3 separate regions of the Homo sapiens genome follow, and all the other regions are linked to region 2. A link is a contact called in ENCODE Hi-C or POLR2A ChIA-PET data. All regions are on one chromosome and are shown on one strand. Each heading gives the region's core, a stretch centred on a gene start or an enhancer-like site at or near the end of the contact. The rest is flanking DNA. Distances are from core to core; before and after follow the strand shown. Region 1 overlaps GNAQ (G protein subunit alpha q). Region 2 has its middle 86 kb from the start of GNAQ. Region 3 overlaps GNAQ (G protein subunit alpha q).

Evidence for each region. Hi-C counts contacts between places; a loop is a spot of excess contacts on that map. ChIA-PET counts read pairs that join two places held with the same protein, here RNA polymerase II (POLR2A). Pooled maps may share reads with other maps.
Region 1: a loop to region 2 is called in a pooled map, with 4 times the contacts of the local background. The contact joins two enhancer-like sites. A Hi-C loop is called at or near these places in 1 of 168 maps with a recorded cell type or tissue (Right ventricle myocardium superior) and 7 of 50 pooled maps. POLR2A ChIA-PET finds 5 or more read pairs at or near these places in 1 of 52 experiments (WTC11).
Region 3: a map of endothelial cell of umbilical vein shows a loop between it and region 2 (7-fold over the local background). The contact joins two enhancer-like sites. A Hi-C loop is called at or near these places in 12 of 168 maps with a recorded cell type or tissue (A673, Calu3, HCT116 and 9 more), 1 of 37 single-sample maps with no recorded cell type and 15 of 50 pooled maps.

Annotation. Positions count from the first base shown.
Region 1 is chr9:77,716,650-77,721,260 of GRCh38, forward strand. GNAQ (G protein subunit alpha q) reads right to left here. Exons shown (of 7, transcript NM_002072.5): 7 at 1-4,611. Among named protein-coding and RNA genes, the nearest start is that of GNA14, 71 kb to the left of the region's middle. Within about 2 kb of position 1,427, at least 3 of the 41 ENCODE cell types and tissues checked have a DNase peak (open chromatin) inside an H3K27ac peak, as active enhancers do.
Region 2 is chr9:78,115,883-78,120,547 of GRCh38, forward strand. No RefSeq gene overlaps it. Among named protein-coding and RNA genes, the nearest start is that of GNAQ, 86 kb to the left of the region's middle. Within about 2 kb of position 3,254, at least 5 of the 41 ENCODE cell types and tissues checked have a DNase peak (open chromatin) inside an H3K27ac peak, as active enhancers do.
Region 3 is chr9:77,750,082-77,754,438 of GRCh38, forward strand. The region is part of intron 5 of GNAQ (G protein subunit alpha q); the gene reads right to left. Among named protein-coding and RNA genes, the nearest start is that of GNA14, 100 kb to the left of the region's middle. Within about 2 kb of position 1,535, at least 3 of the 41 ENCODE cell types and tissues checked have a DNase peak (open chromatin) inside an H3K27ac peak, as active enhancers do.

The DNA.
Region 1 (4,611 bases), core at 177-2,676, 400 kb before region 2:
CGAATACCTTTCTGTTTTTTCTGTCTACCAAAAGCTTATATAAAAGTCAGAATTTCTTTATCCAAGATCTGATTTTACCCAATAGATGTTTTCATAACATGTAAATGTCATTTGCTATATTGGGTTGGAATCATACGGGGAAATGGAGGACACAGGGTAGATAAGGAAGGCAAGGAGGAAATTAATATTTGAGCACCTACTATGTGCTAGGTGTGTATTCATACTTTGAACATATGATTCTAGAGGCAAGAGTGTTATTGAAAGGGCAGTGATCATTGGGAAGACAGCAGGAAATGGCTATTCTGTGAGAAAAACAAATGACAAGTTTAGGGTCTGTACTAAGTTATCTACTAAACAGCAGGTGTCTGGCTCCAAAAATCTCTAGCTAATCATATACAACTAAGCCATTTCTTTTCCTAATTTGATGGAACCAAAATGAAATCCCAAAGACACAGTTACCAGGACAGATCTATTAACGCTACATATGCTGGAAATATGTAGAGATAGATAAACATACAATATTACTAGTTTTATTTTTTTGTGTTTCTAACCAAAGATATATCTTTGGAAGAAAATATTAATGTATACCAAGCACACCTTATTTGTATCAATTGAGATGTTGATTACCAATTAAGTGGTTTTAAACCCTTATTTAATTTGAAGAAGAGCAGCAATATACATTACAATATTTGGGTACACTTTATTTTTATATGGGTTAACATTCTGCTATATTTCATTTCATTCGTTTTGAGAAACTGAAAACAAAGGGAAATCAAGGGTAATCGGTAGGTGATTTGAGGGAAATTTCCAACCAATATGTGAGTCTTGCAGTATTTCATTATACAGCCCTTTCTTCCCATTATTTATTTTTTTGCAAATAAGTCATTTTGACCCAAATCCAGCATAAATAGCTTTTCACCAATTCCTAACTTAAGACAACTAAAATTTACAATCATGTGGCAGTATAAATTTTAAAATTACAGTTCGTACACTTTGACAATCAAGATAGTCTGAAGTACAAAAAAGTAAATTGCCCTTTAGCTGAATTACCTTTTTAAAATAGGCCTGCTAGTTAATCTACCAAAAAAAAAAAAATACAAGTTTTACGTGTTCTTCAGATTCCTTTTGTAGTTGTCATCTGCTAGTAAACAACATATGCAGGTTCTTAAAATTTTTTTTTCCAGTCTATTCATGACATTCAACAGAGCTCTTTATATGGAAATGTTAAAAACAAAAACTTCTAGGAGATTTATTTACTTTTGAATGGGTGTGTTATTTCCCTTTGTTTCAGATATGAGGCACAAACTTCTGAATTTAAGCTCTGTAAGGCATAGTAGAAACTTCCAATTTACAAATAAGGAATTCTCTGGGGGTTAGAACTGCCATGTCACGCAAAAAGGGAAAAATCATCTGTAAACTGGTACACTGCAATGTGTTAAGTGAGTCATGAAATGGCTGCTTGCCTTGGTATGCTGAAGAAAGGTTTCTGTGTTTTATGTTTTTGTTTTTGAATAAGACATGCCCAAGTCACCATAAAACTCACCACAGGCCTCCATTACCTAAGCATCAACAATAGGAGGCCAGTGGCACACGCTTATAACGCTTGCAATCACAATATAATATAAAGCATGAGTAAACTTTGTTTTTATACAAAACTGAAAAGAATCCCGTCCCGCCCCTAGCCCCTTCAATAAAACCCCGAAGAAACAAAAAAGAAAATCCTTTAGCTTCGATTGACTGGTGTGGCTAAAATTAGGTTTCTATGCATCACTGCTGCTAGGGTGATCAATTTTTTCCTTTCTCAAGAGAAGGGATCTTGTCATGCACCCTACAGGAACAGCGAAGCCACAAACCTCAATTCTGCATAGCAAATTCCATCCCAATTTCATAAAGACAAATATAACAATCTTTCCCTGTTTTGCTCAGCTTCTTCAAGCTTTGAGATCAGGTTTAATTGACTACATTTACTATAGCTCTATTAAATAGAATATCTTGATTCCCTAAAACTGTAACACTTATGATCTTGTGATGAGGTTTTCTCTATACACACTGTAGGCCTTCAAATGTTGTTGTTTAATTTTTTTTTTTTTTTTTTTTTTTTTTGCTGCACCAAATTTAAGAACGCCCTTTCAGGCAAGCAGTGGTCTCTAGCTGTTAAAACATTTCCTTAGTGGATCACAATAGCTTCTAAAACTGCCTTTCTAGTAAAGGCCATCAGAGAGGTAATACTAAACTGTGCATTTGCCAAATAAGAATATGAATTGTATAAAAGCTCATATTCCAATCCTAGATCAAATGGCAAAAGTTCTACAAAGTTGGTTTCCATGTTTGTATAAAAGCTCCGACTGATTTTATGTATTTTGCTATGAAATTACCTTTGGGTCTTATAATCAGTATACCTCTACTCAGGAATGTGCAAATGATTTTATACAGCACGACGCTAGTACCGCTCTGTATGACAGTAAGGTTTTTTTTTTTTCTTCTTTTCTAAATGGAAAGAAAATATCCCTAGTCAGAAATAAACTGACAAATTTACATTCTCCTCTCTTAAAAAAGTAAATAAAATAACATTATTCAAAACGTGAATTAGCTATAGACATACAATACAATTACATAGATACATATCAATACAGCACATTCAATCTGCCAAAAAATTAATGATTACAAAGCCAGTATGGATGCTGCAATATCAAGAGAGATGTATGTACAATGATTAGAGCATTTGTAATTGCACTATACCTACAGGCAGTCTGTTTGTTAAATTACAGGTACTTTCTGAGCAAGGGAAAAAAAAAGTAAGCTGTGTTGTTTGAGGCTGGGAGAATCAAGGATGAGAACATCTCATTACTGTTGGGCGGCTTTGGTACTCATTTAACAGGCCGTGATTTTTCTCCCTCCCCCTTTGTTGTTCCAAAAGAGTGATTTATATGGAAGTTTACACTAGTGCCAAATACCACTGTAGTTAAAATGAGACCAGTATCATGGCCTAATTCTAACGTCCCAGCAGCTTTGAACAATCATGATTTATTTTCTTAAATCAAATTTCAACTCAAGCTGCTTGACAGAAGCTTGTCAATACATGTGCTGTATTTTTTTTGCATTTGTTGAAAAATTGCACATATAGAATTCCAAACATTTCTCCTGGTAGGTTCAGTTACACAAATACATGTTCTATAGAACACTGAGAGGTTACTTTTGAGTTAAGTCCACAAATCTTCCATAAGTTCAACCTAATCAGTTACCAGTTCAAGAAGATCATGAAGGTGGTAAACTAGCAGGAACTTCAGATTTTGGAAATTAAAGGTGTCGGAATAATACTACCAACCAATGTTCCTGGCAGACTTCATTGAACTTAAAGAACCACTGAGAGTAAAACTGGTTTCAAATAAAGAGACATAAACAGATTTCCTGTTAAACCACACAGGATACTTTTTACATTGCCGGTTTGGACACTGAACATGGGACGTGAACACTAACAATGTCATCTTAAGGACAAAGAAAAGAATGGACCGTGAGAATCAAATTTCTAGTTACAACTGTTTGGCAAATGGCATTTCTGGTTCATTCTCAGCCAGTCATTTTAGGCTTCACAGTCTTACTCTCTTACATTTTAAGATACCAGCTTTTATTTTTTAAGTTCGTATTCATTTTATTTGACAAAAAGCCAGCTTTGGCAACACATACCCATAATAAAAGTCATTTTAAAATCGTGGCCCAAACACCAAGAAAAAAAAGAAAGGAAAAGCTTGAACAACAACAACAAAAAAATTAAGAACAACCTATAAAAAGGTTCTGGGTAGCAGCCATTAGGGTAATGTAGTGTCTGTTGGCATCTTTTTTGGCATCTGCAATTGAAAGAGAGGGTAAGAAAAAGAAGCAAAGAAGGGAGGAAAGACAATGGCACGTGGCATTTCAAAAGAAAGGACTCCTGTGTGTCTTTGATCCTGCCTTCTGCATATTTCTCTGAGCAATCAAGCTATGGCTGAAGGTAAACATCTAAAAGAAATGACACTTAACTTTTAGATGGGCATCCACTGTCCCAGTCCAAAGTGAGACAAGACAGTATATTCTATTAAAAAAGAAACTATGTGTGTATCCAAAGCAACACATTTAAAACCGTAAGTATTAATACATATAATCCTTCAGCAAAAACTACAAACTTAAATTAAGCTGATGATGGCTTAAATCGAACGATGTGTCCTGACTGTATCATTTGAGAGAAAAACTTGACCAAGAATGGAACTAGGATAAAGGCCATTGTAACCTGGGAAAAACATCAGGAGGGAGGTATGAATTAGCGGGGGAAGAAAAAAGGGAAATCAGCTTTGTTTTGCTCCATAGAAAAGAAAAAGAGAGAGAGACAGAAAGAAACAAGTCTTATCTTTGTGAGTGCATGACTGAGAATTTAAAATACACTGAGTCACAAGGTTTTGCCTAAAAAAAAGATAGAGAGGAAATGTGCTGGGACTGTACTTCAGCATCCTCTGTTTTTCCTCTGAATAGTTTAAATAAAATCATAATATTTACTACAAACTCTGTGGACACGCTCACACAGAGTCCAGGACGGCAATAAATTAGTATTATGCAAATTGTTTTCCACAGAAATACAGT
Region 2 (4,665 bases), core at 2,004-4,503:
TTCTTGGAACAGCTCTAGCCAGGGGGTCCTTCCATTAGAAACAAGTAGCTCTTTCAGAATCTCCAGTGTTAGAGAATTCCAATTTTAAGTCTCTCATGCATATCACTTTTCTAAAAGTTCACAGTATCAACTGAACACATAAAATATCATAACAACCCATACCCATAAAATTTAAACAACACAAAATTAGCCACAGCATAAGTATGAATCTCCTTAGACCAAAGTGTTTCAAAATATGTTCTATAGAAATTAAGGAATTGCTTAACAAGGATGATATGGTAGCTACAAGCAGAGTGGCATCCCCCCAAAACTAAAGTAGCCCCATATTTAAAAAGCATTTTTTTATATTGGGGCTCCTCAGAAGATTTCATTTAGAAAATAGGTTTCACTCCCTTTGCAAAACTTTGAAAACTGTTGCCTTATAAAACGGTGTTTTCCAAGTTGAAGTAGTGTTCCCAGACTCCAATAAATGTCTCATAATTAAGAATCACATTGCTGTTATAGCTGTTGACCTTGAAAGGGAGGGAGTGTGAGAAGGAATAGGCAGAGAAAAATGAAGAGAAAAAAAAGAGGAAAACTTCTTGGTTTTTATTCACCAAGTGCTATCAGTCAAAGCCATTTGCCCAGTGACCATTACCTGTGAACTTAAAATGCAAGTGGCTACCAAGCAATTTCACCCCTAAATATTTATCTAAGGGAAGAGAAAAACTAAGTCCACAAGAAACCTTGTATGGGAATGTTCATAGTAAATTTTTTCGTAACAGTCCCAAACTGGAATCAGCCCAGATGTCCATCAGAAGGACAAACTAATACATCTATACAATGGAACAATTTAGCAATAAAGAATAAAATACTGATACACGCATCAATATGAATACATCTCAAAACTATTGCATTGAGTGAAAAAAGCTGGACCAGACACAAAAGAGTACATATTGTATGATTCTACACATTAATTTCTGGAATAAGCAAATATGTTAGAAAAATATCTGAACAGTTGTGGCTTCAGAGAATGGGGTTACTGGGAAGGGGTACAAGGAAAATTTCTACAGTGATGGAAATGTTCTGTATTTTGAGTGAGGTGTGGATTACATAAGTATATATTTGTCAAAACTGATGAAACTGTACTTAAGGTTTGTGTATTTCACTGTATGAAGGTTTATCTCAGTAGACAATTTTAGGGGCAATTACTCCACTGAAAAACTATATATGGAAAAAATAAGAAAATCTCTTTATGAGCTCAGAGTAGAAAAGTATTTCTTAAACAAGACAAAGTTCTATATAGAAAATATTGAGAAATATCTATCAAAATTAAAAACTTATGTGAGAAAGAAACTTACAGAAAAGGCCAATTCAGAAATGAACAACAAACATTTAAAAGGATGCTTGATCTCACTAGTAATCAGATGAATGCCAGTTTCTAAAAAAATCTATTTCATACCTATTGTATTGGCAGTAATTTCAGAGTCTTGTGATCTGGTGAAGCTGTGGGACTGTAAATCATACTGTGCTGTGGGATTGTCAGTTGGTTCAGCCATTTTAGTAAAAACACACATCCTACTACCTAGCCACTGAATTTCCATTATGTATCCTAGACAAACTCTTACATGAGCACAAGGAATGTGTACAAGGATGGTTATTGTAGCAGCATTTGTACTCCTGAAAAATTGATTCTACCTTAATGTCCATCAATTAAGAGATGGAAGTAGTATACTCATATATTGCAATATTATATGGCAGTTAAAAGGAATAAACTAGATCTATGCATATCAAGATGAATAGAGCTTAAAACATGTAAAAATAAATACTATGTTATATGTATTTAGTGACACAATTTTTTTTTTTTTTTTTTTGAGACAGAGTCTCAGTCTGTCACCCAGGCTGGAGTGCAGTGGCCTGATCTCAGCTCACTGCAACCTCTGCCCCCCGGGTTCAAGCGATTCTCCTGCCTCAGCCTCCCAAGTAGCTGGGATTACAGGCGCCTGCCACCACACCTGGCTAATTTTTGTATTTTTAGTAGAGACGGGGTTTCACCATCTTGGCCAGGCTGGTCCTGAACTCCTGACCTTGTGATCCAACCGCCTCAGCCTCCCAAAGTGCTGGGATTACAGGCATGAACCACCATGCCCAGCTGACACATATTTATACCCAAATGTGTAAAAGCTGCATCAGAAGGATATGCACAAAAATCTCGAGATTGGTTATGCCTGGGGCGCAAAGAAAGGAAAAACAAGTGGAGTAATATTGGAAAAAGACCTTATATGAAATATATTATCAAGAAATAACTGGAAGAATTAGACAAATAAATGAATTTTGATTCATTTCTCACACCATGTACAAAAATTAACTCAAAATGAATCAGAAACAGGTGTTGATTCTGAATGTGAGCTTGGATTAGGGAAATAGTTTCAGATCTGATACCTAAAGCACAGCCATAAAAGAAAAACAATCAATAAGTTGAACTTCATCAAAATGCAAAACTTTTGCTCTATGAAAGACATTACAAAAAGACGGGCCAGGCATGGTAGCTCCTACCTGTAATTCCAGCACCTTGGGAGGCTGAGGCAGGCACATCACTTGAGCTCAGGAGTTTGAGACCAGCTTGGCCAACATGGCAAAACCCTGTCTTTACTAAAAATACAAAAATTAGCTCAGTGTGGTGGCATGTGCCTGTAGTCCCTGTAGTCCCAGCTACTCGGGAGGCTGAGGCAGGAGAATCATTTGAACCTGGGAGGTGGAGGTTGCAGTGAGCCGAGATTGTGCCACTGTACTTCAGCCTGGGCGACAGAGTGAGACCCTGTCTCAAAAACAGAAAAGAAAAAAAAAAGAAAAAGAAAAAGAAAAGAAAAGATAAGCCACAGACAGAGAAAAAATATTTGTAAAGCACTCTTCTGACAACAAACTTGAAGCCAGACTATATGAAGAACTATCAAAACTCAACCAAAAAAAGACCAAGTTTTTTTTTTTTAAATAGCAAAGTTTTGAACAGATACTTCACCAGAGGAGATATATTGGTAGCCAATAAACATATGGAAGGTGCTCAACATCATTAGTCATTACGGAAATGCAAGTTAAAACCATGATGAGACAATGCTACACTTACTAGAATAACTTTAAAAAAGAACCTGACAATAATATCAAGTGCTGTTGATGATGAGAGGCAACTGGAACTCTCAGATATTGCTGGTGGGAATGCACAATGGTACAACCTCACTGGAAAACCCTCAGGCAAAGAAATGCAGGTGCTGCTGTTGAAATCAAACAGCTTATGAGGAAGTGGTAAGGGCAAGAGAATATGGGTGGAGTACCCATAGTATCTGTTAATACTCCCACGTAATGAGTTCTTCAGTTCTGAATTTACTGAGAGCTCTGTCAGGTTCTTGTAAGTTGGCCAAGTCAACCATAAAAATTCTATTGCTTTGCATTTTTTACAGTGCAAGTCAGTTTCTCAATCCTGACTAAGAAACACAAGAAAGGAGGAAAGATGGGGCATTTGCCTGCAATGTCAGATACAACCAAGCCAAAAGCCTACACCCCAAAGCCCTGTGTATTTGGAGGTGAGCCTGCCCTGGTCCTCCAGGAGGATATCCAGGGTCGCCCAGACCAGATTTTGCTTTCTCACCAAGGAATGTCGCCCACCACGAATAAAAGATGCCTTTGCAGATTGAGGTTCCGGAGTGTGAGTTTATCAAAGAAGGAGCAGGAAGAAGGAAAGAAGGGAAAAAAGAAAAGCCCCCACATTTCTGCCAGCGCCTCATGCAGCTTACTAGCTCCTCTCCCAGGGCCTCCAGGAGGCTCTCTTCACATGGAAGGAGGCTGAAGAGCAGGTCTTCCAGCAGTTTAAAGTCTCTGGAGGAACTTGTGCCACAATCCATGCCTCCTCTACCAACTGAACTCTCAACTGGGTCTGTTGCCTTCTGCCAAATGTTATTTACATCTCCAGGAGACATAAATATTGGTCACAATGCCTGTGAATCTTGAAATTCTATTCTATTCTATTCTCCCACCTACTATAGTAAATTCCAGACAGCGATAGGCAAAAAAGAGCCCTAGGCAAGGGCCCACTTTATTCCATCTCTTTCCTTGGACAATTCTATTAGGTAACAAAAGAATCAACTTTATTAGGTATAATAGGCATGCAAGAAAAACATTTATTTAAAATGCACATCAGGCTGGGCGTGGTGGCTTACGCCTGTAATCCCAGCACTTTGGGAGGCCAAGGTGGGTGGATCACCTGAGGTCAGCCTGACCAACATGGAGAAACCCTGTCTCTACTAAAAATACAAAATTAGCCAGGTGTGGTGGTGCATGCCTGTAATCCCAGCTACTCGGGGGGCTGAGGCAGGAGAATCGCTTGAACCCAGGAGGTGGAGGTTGCAGTGAGCTGAAATCGGGCCATTGCACTCCAGCCTGGGCAACAGGAGAGAAACTCTGTCTAAAAAAATAATAAAATAAAATACAATGCACGTCAATGAGATTTAACAAATATATATCTCTGCATATAAGTCCCACTACAATTAAGTGATAGAGCACTTCCATCATTCCAGAAACTTTTTCTCATGCCCTTTGCAGCCAACCTCTGTCCTAGGAAACAACTGCTCTGCTTTCTGTTACTATAGCTTAGTTTCAACTTTTCTAGAATTTTTCATCTAAATGGAATTATAT
Region 3 (4,357 bases), core at 285-2,784, 370 kb before region 2:
CAAAGAACATTTAATTAGTCACATAAGGTACATCTTTAAAAAATATTATTTCCACTGAAAATCAGCTATAAACATATTTTCTTTTATAAATACCAAATTAATATTAAAGAAGAAATCTTGCAAAATTCTTTCTACCAATACCAAAAGATTTCTAATGCATGGACTAAAAACTCTGTTATAGGATTATCAGAAACAGATGTTTTTGATATTCAATCTTTCTTAAATGTAAAATATGAAAACCAAGCAAACAAAGCATTCTGCCTCTTCCATGCAGTTTTAATCATAATACAGTTTTACTTAATTAGCAAATACAGATGGGGCCTTAATAAGAACATTTTAAATGTAAGAGGTTTTTGTGATAATATAATCCCACTAGTAATGATCATGTTATCATCATTATGTAATTTAGAAAATTTATGAGTCAGTGAAAGTCATTTTCAAGATGGTATACAGAAGTCGACCTCATAACCTCCATTCCAGCCAAATGGCACAGCTCAAACTTCCTGAATATGCTTACATATTTTTTGTTTTATTACCTTTATTTCTAACTCTTTCTTGAAGTCTTCCCAGTCATCAAGCTGGAAAAAAAAATCCCTCCCTCCCCTGAAATCACGTATGGCTTGTTAAGAACACTTGCTATATTAACCTCCCTGGGCTTTTCTTTGTAATTGGTCATGTAAATATTATACCAACCCTGACTGACTGAGCTTCTTGGAGCTCAACTCTGTATCATACTTATTTCTATACACTCCCCCAACACCCAAACAACACCTTGCTGTGGCAGGTGATCAATAAATTTTTGTTGGTTAAAATGAACATTTTGAACAACAGTGAAAATAGGCATTTATCTAACCTGTGAAGATGGTGCTACTGTACAGTGCTGTAAATACATACCAACTCATGAGTCTAATAAGTGGAGACCCAGCACTGCTTGGCCTTTTCAAGTTTTTCCCTTTTGGTGTATTCCTTTACAAATCTTTCCCCGCTTTATAGACTAAATAGCATCCATCATGTTAAGTCAGTGAATCCCATTTAGCAATTAAAGGTGATTACAAGAGCTATCAGGCATCTGCTTTCAATATTATTCCAGGCATGGGAAATTAGTAATGGCCTGCCTTTTCCCTCAAACCACTGCCTAATGCCTTGATTTTTGGAAGATTTTGCCAAACCTGCTTTGTGGTCTTGCCTTGCTAAGATCTGGAAGAATTTCATATTTTCTCTGAAAGTATTGCTAAAAAGAATAAAAATATCCTAGAATGGGTTGGGTGGTTTCCCTAATTGAATACATGGGCCTGAAACACTCCTGTATTGAAACTAACTCTATATACATGGCATGTAACCAGTAAAATGAAAAGCAGATGCTGTAATTTTCACGTAATAAATTCATATGCAATCTCTTAAGATAGTTGAGTGTACTTCAGAAAGCCCAGTAGAGAAAAGACATGAATAAGTGCGGTTAGCCTAGAAGCGGACAGAAATTTTATAATGGGGTGGGTAGGTGGGCTGGGGATGGACAGAGACGTGGAAAGAGCTACAACCTCACTTAAAGCAATGCTGCCCCCATGTGGATACCAAAAATTAGAATCTGTAACTCAGTCAACAGCTCTTTATTCTCCTTAGTAATAAGACCTTCCACTTCCTGTAATTTCAATTTGATGGCTGTTGCTAGGACAACTAGGAAACGAGGCAAGGAACAGACAGACCTCCAAAAAACAAACAAACAAACAAACAAACAAAAAAAACAAACGAAAAAAACAGGTCACTGAAGTGAAGTTACTATATTAATTCTAACTTCTAACAGGAACACAGGAACAGTGGCCCTGCCAAGGGAAATGCGAAACTGAATCTAAAATGAGGTGCCACTGTCCTGAAAAATGATGGTTGAGGTACACAGTGCTCATGTTCAGGCTGTGTGATAGACTCATCTATCAAAGAGTGCTTGTAAATGCTTCCCTTGGAATTGGATGACAAAACAACTTTATCTCAGTATGCACGCAGTGGGAAGGAAAAATTCATTTTTTAAAACCTGTAGTCACTTTAAGTTAATCACTCTGACAAGTATTTCTGTTTGCAGTTGAATTGTCAAACAGATAATAAAACAAAATAAACATGGTGTAGAGAGGTCTCTAGGCAAAACTGCAGTTAATGTACCTCGGTAAAAATGGCAGGAGTATTCCAAAGTATTACAGAAATGTGAAAACTTGAAAAGCTGAAAAAGGTTAAGATGAGTTCTAATGTTTCATTTAGATCCTTATTAGGAAGTGACTACTCTATCTGAGTCTATACTGACTAAAAAGTGTCTTGTTCACGTGCTGCAATAACTTGCACCGGGAGGTAGAGTAGGTACTGAATGTGTGCTTCACACTTCCCCTCAAGGACTCAGAAATGAAGCTAGAAGGGAATATGGAGTTCATTCACATCCAATCTCCTCTTTTTACAGCTGATCTAACTGCAACCTGCAGAGGTTAAGTAACTTGCTCCCAAACCCACAAAGTTATTTCTGGTGAAGCCAAGACTAGAACTCGGTTTTCTCAACCTTCATTCCAAGGCTCTTTTGTCTCCTTGTGTTCTTAGATGGAAATGCCTGTGTCTGTTATTACACCTCAACACTGAAGTATGTGTGCAAAGTCACTGGGTTTCTACAGATGTTATTCTGCATGTAAATTTTATCTTATTTCTCCCCAAGTGACTTTAAATTTGGAGCAATTTCAAAATTAGCATTCTTTTGGATAAAGATTTAGTTGGCTTCAATCCCAGCACTCTGGGAGGCCAAGGCAGGCAGATCATGAAGTCAGGAGATTGAGGCCATGCTGGCTAACATGGTGAAATCCTGTCTCTACTAAAAATACAAAAAAAGTAGCAGGGTGTGGTGGCAGGCGCCTGTAGTTCCAGCTACTCGGGAGGCTGAGGCAGGAGAATGGCGTGAACCCGGGAGGCGGAGCTTGCAGTGAGCCGAGATCGCGCCACTGCACTCCAGCCTGGGAGACAGAGCAAGACTCTGTCTCAAAAAAAAAAAAAAAAAAAAGAAAAAGGAAAAAAAGAAGATTTAGTTGGCTTCACTGATAATCTTTTTTCATAAATGGGATATAAGTCCAATTTTGAAGACACATGGCTCAGACACATACCCGAGGCACATGTTCTTCAGTATGATCATCGGGAGGTGGTATACTCATTCACAAACACACATACACATGCGCGTGCGCACGCGCACACACACACACCCCCACCCACCCCCTGAAGAAAAAGGTTCAGGGTAAGATATGAAATAGCTGCAGAAGGCACATCTTAGCATTTACGTCTATCAGCATCTAACATGTTTTCTGAGGTTTAAGATGATAAACAGTCCTTTTGTGAAGTAGTCATGCTTACTTTCCTTCTAGATAACTCTATGGATACCACTGCCTTTGGAATGATGAAGAGTAAGACTAAGAGCTTCTTTTTAGTTAGTGAACGAATAACCTTTCACAGAGTCAAGGATGTCTGAAATTAGGCCCATAAACATATTCCTAAGAATCCTTAGGCATGTGTTGATATGATTGAGGGTGACAGAAAGAGGAAGTATAGCATGATAATTTAAAAAACATGATGTAAAAAACATTCCTCCGTTTTCCCTAGAGAGGTCTCGAAATACTAATTTGGTATCTACCTGTGGATCATGAGTATTATTCTCCAGCATGCTACCTAAGCCCATTATTGTACAATATGAATAACAGAAAAGGCACTGTATAGTCGCCCTTGAAAAACCCATATACTTGAATTAATTAAAAAGCTCATAAGACAGTGGGATATTTAACAACATTAAATTACCCTGTGTACTTGCTTGCCTGTCAGGAAGTCATCTTTAAAATCACTTTCTCTTGTTTGTGTGTTGGGATAAAGTTGAGGGAAAAAACTTCTCTTGAAAGCAAAATCTGAGTCTTTTCCCTGTAAGCTTTGATGATGGGACTGTTGAAAGTGATGCTGGAGAAGTGTAAAGAAACCAAATTAAAAGGAGCACTCAAGGCCTCTCTGAGTTAGCCTCAGCGTGGATGGCACCCTGGAGTCTCTGCTGCTTCTGTTAGGCATCACATAGGCAGGCCTTCCTCAGGACTGGTTCTCTCCCAAGACAGGTTTGGTGCCTTTTGTTTCTGTCCCCACAGCACCTGTACTTAACTGCTATGAAAATGCTTTCCTGCCACACTGCATTCTGACTGCCATTTTAGTGTCTCCCTGAGTGGGCCAGGGGCTTCTTAAGAACAGGGGCAATACCCTGTTCACTAGCATCCCAAGCATCTAACATAGTTCCTGGGACACTCCATCTGTACTTCTTGACAAAATAAGTAGGTGTTTTATATGTATTATCTCATTTAACACTCAT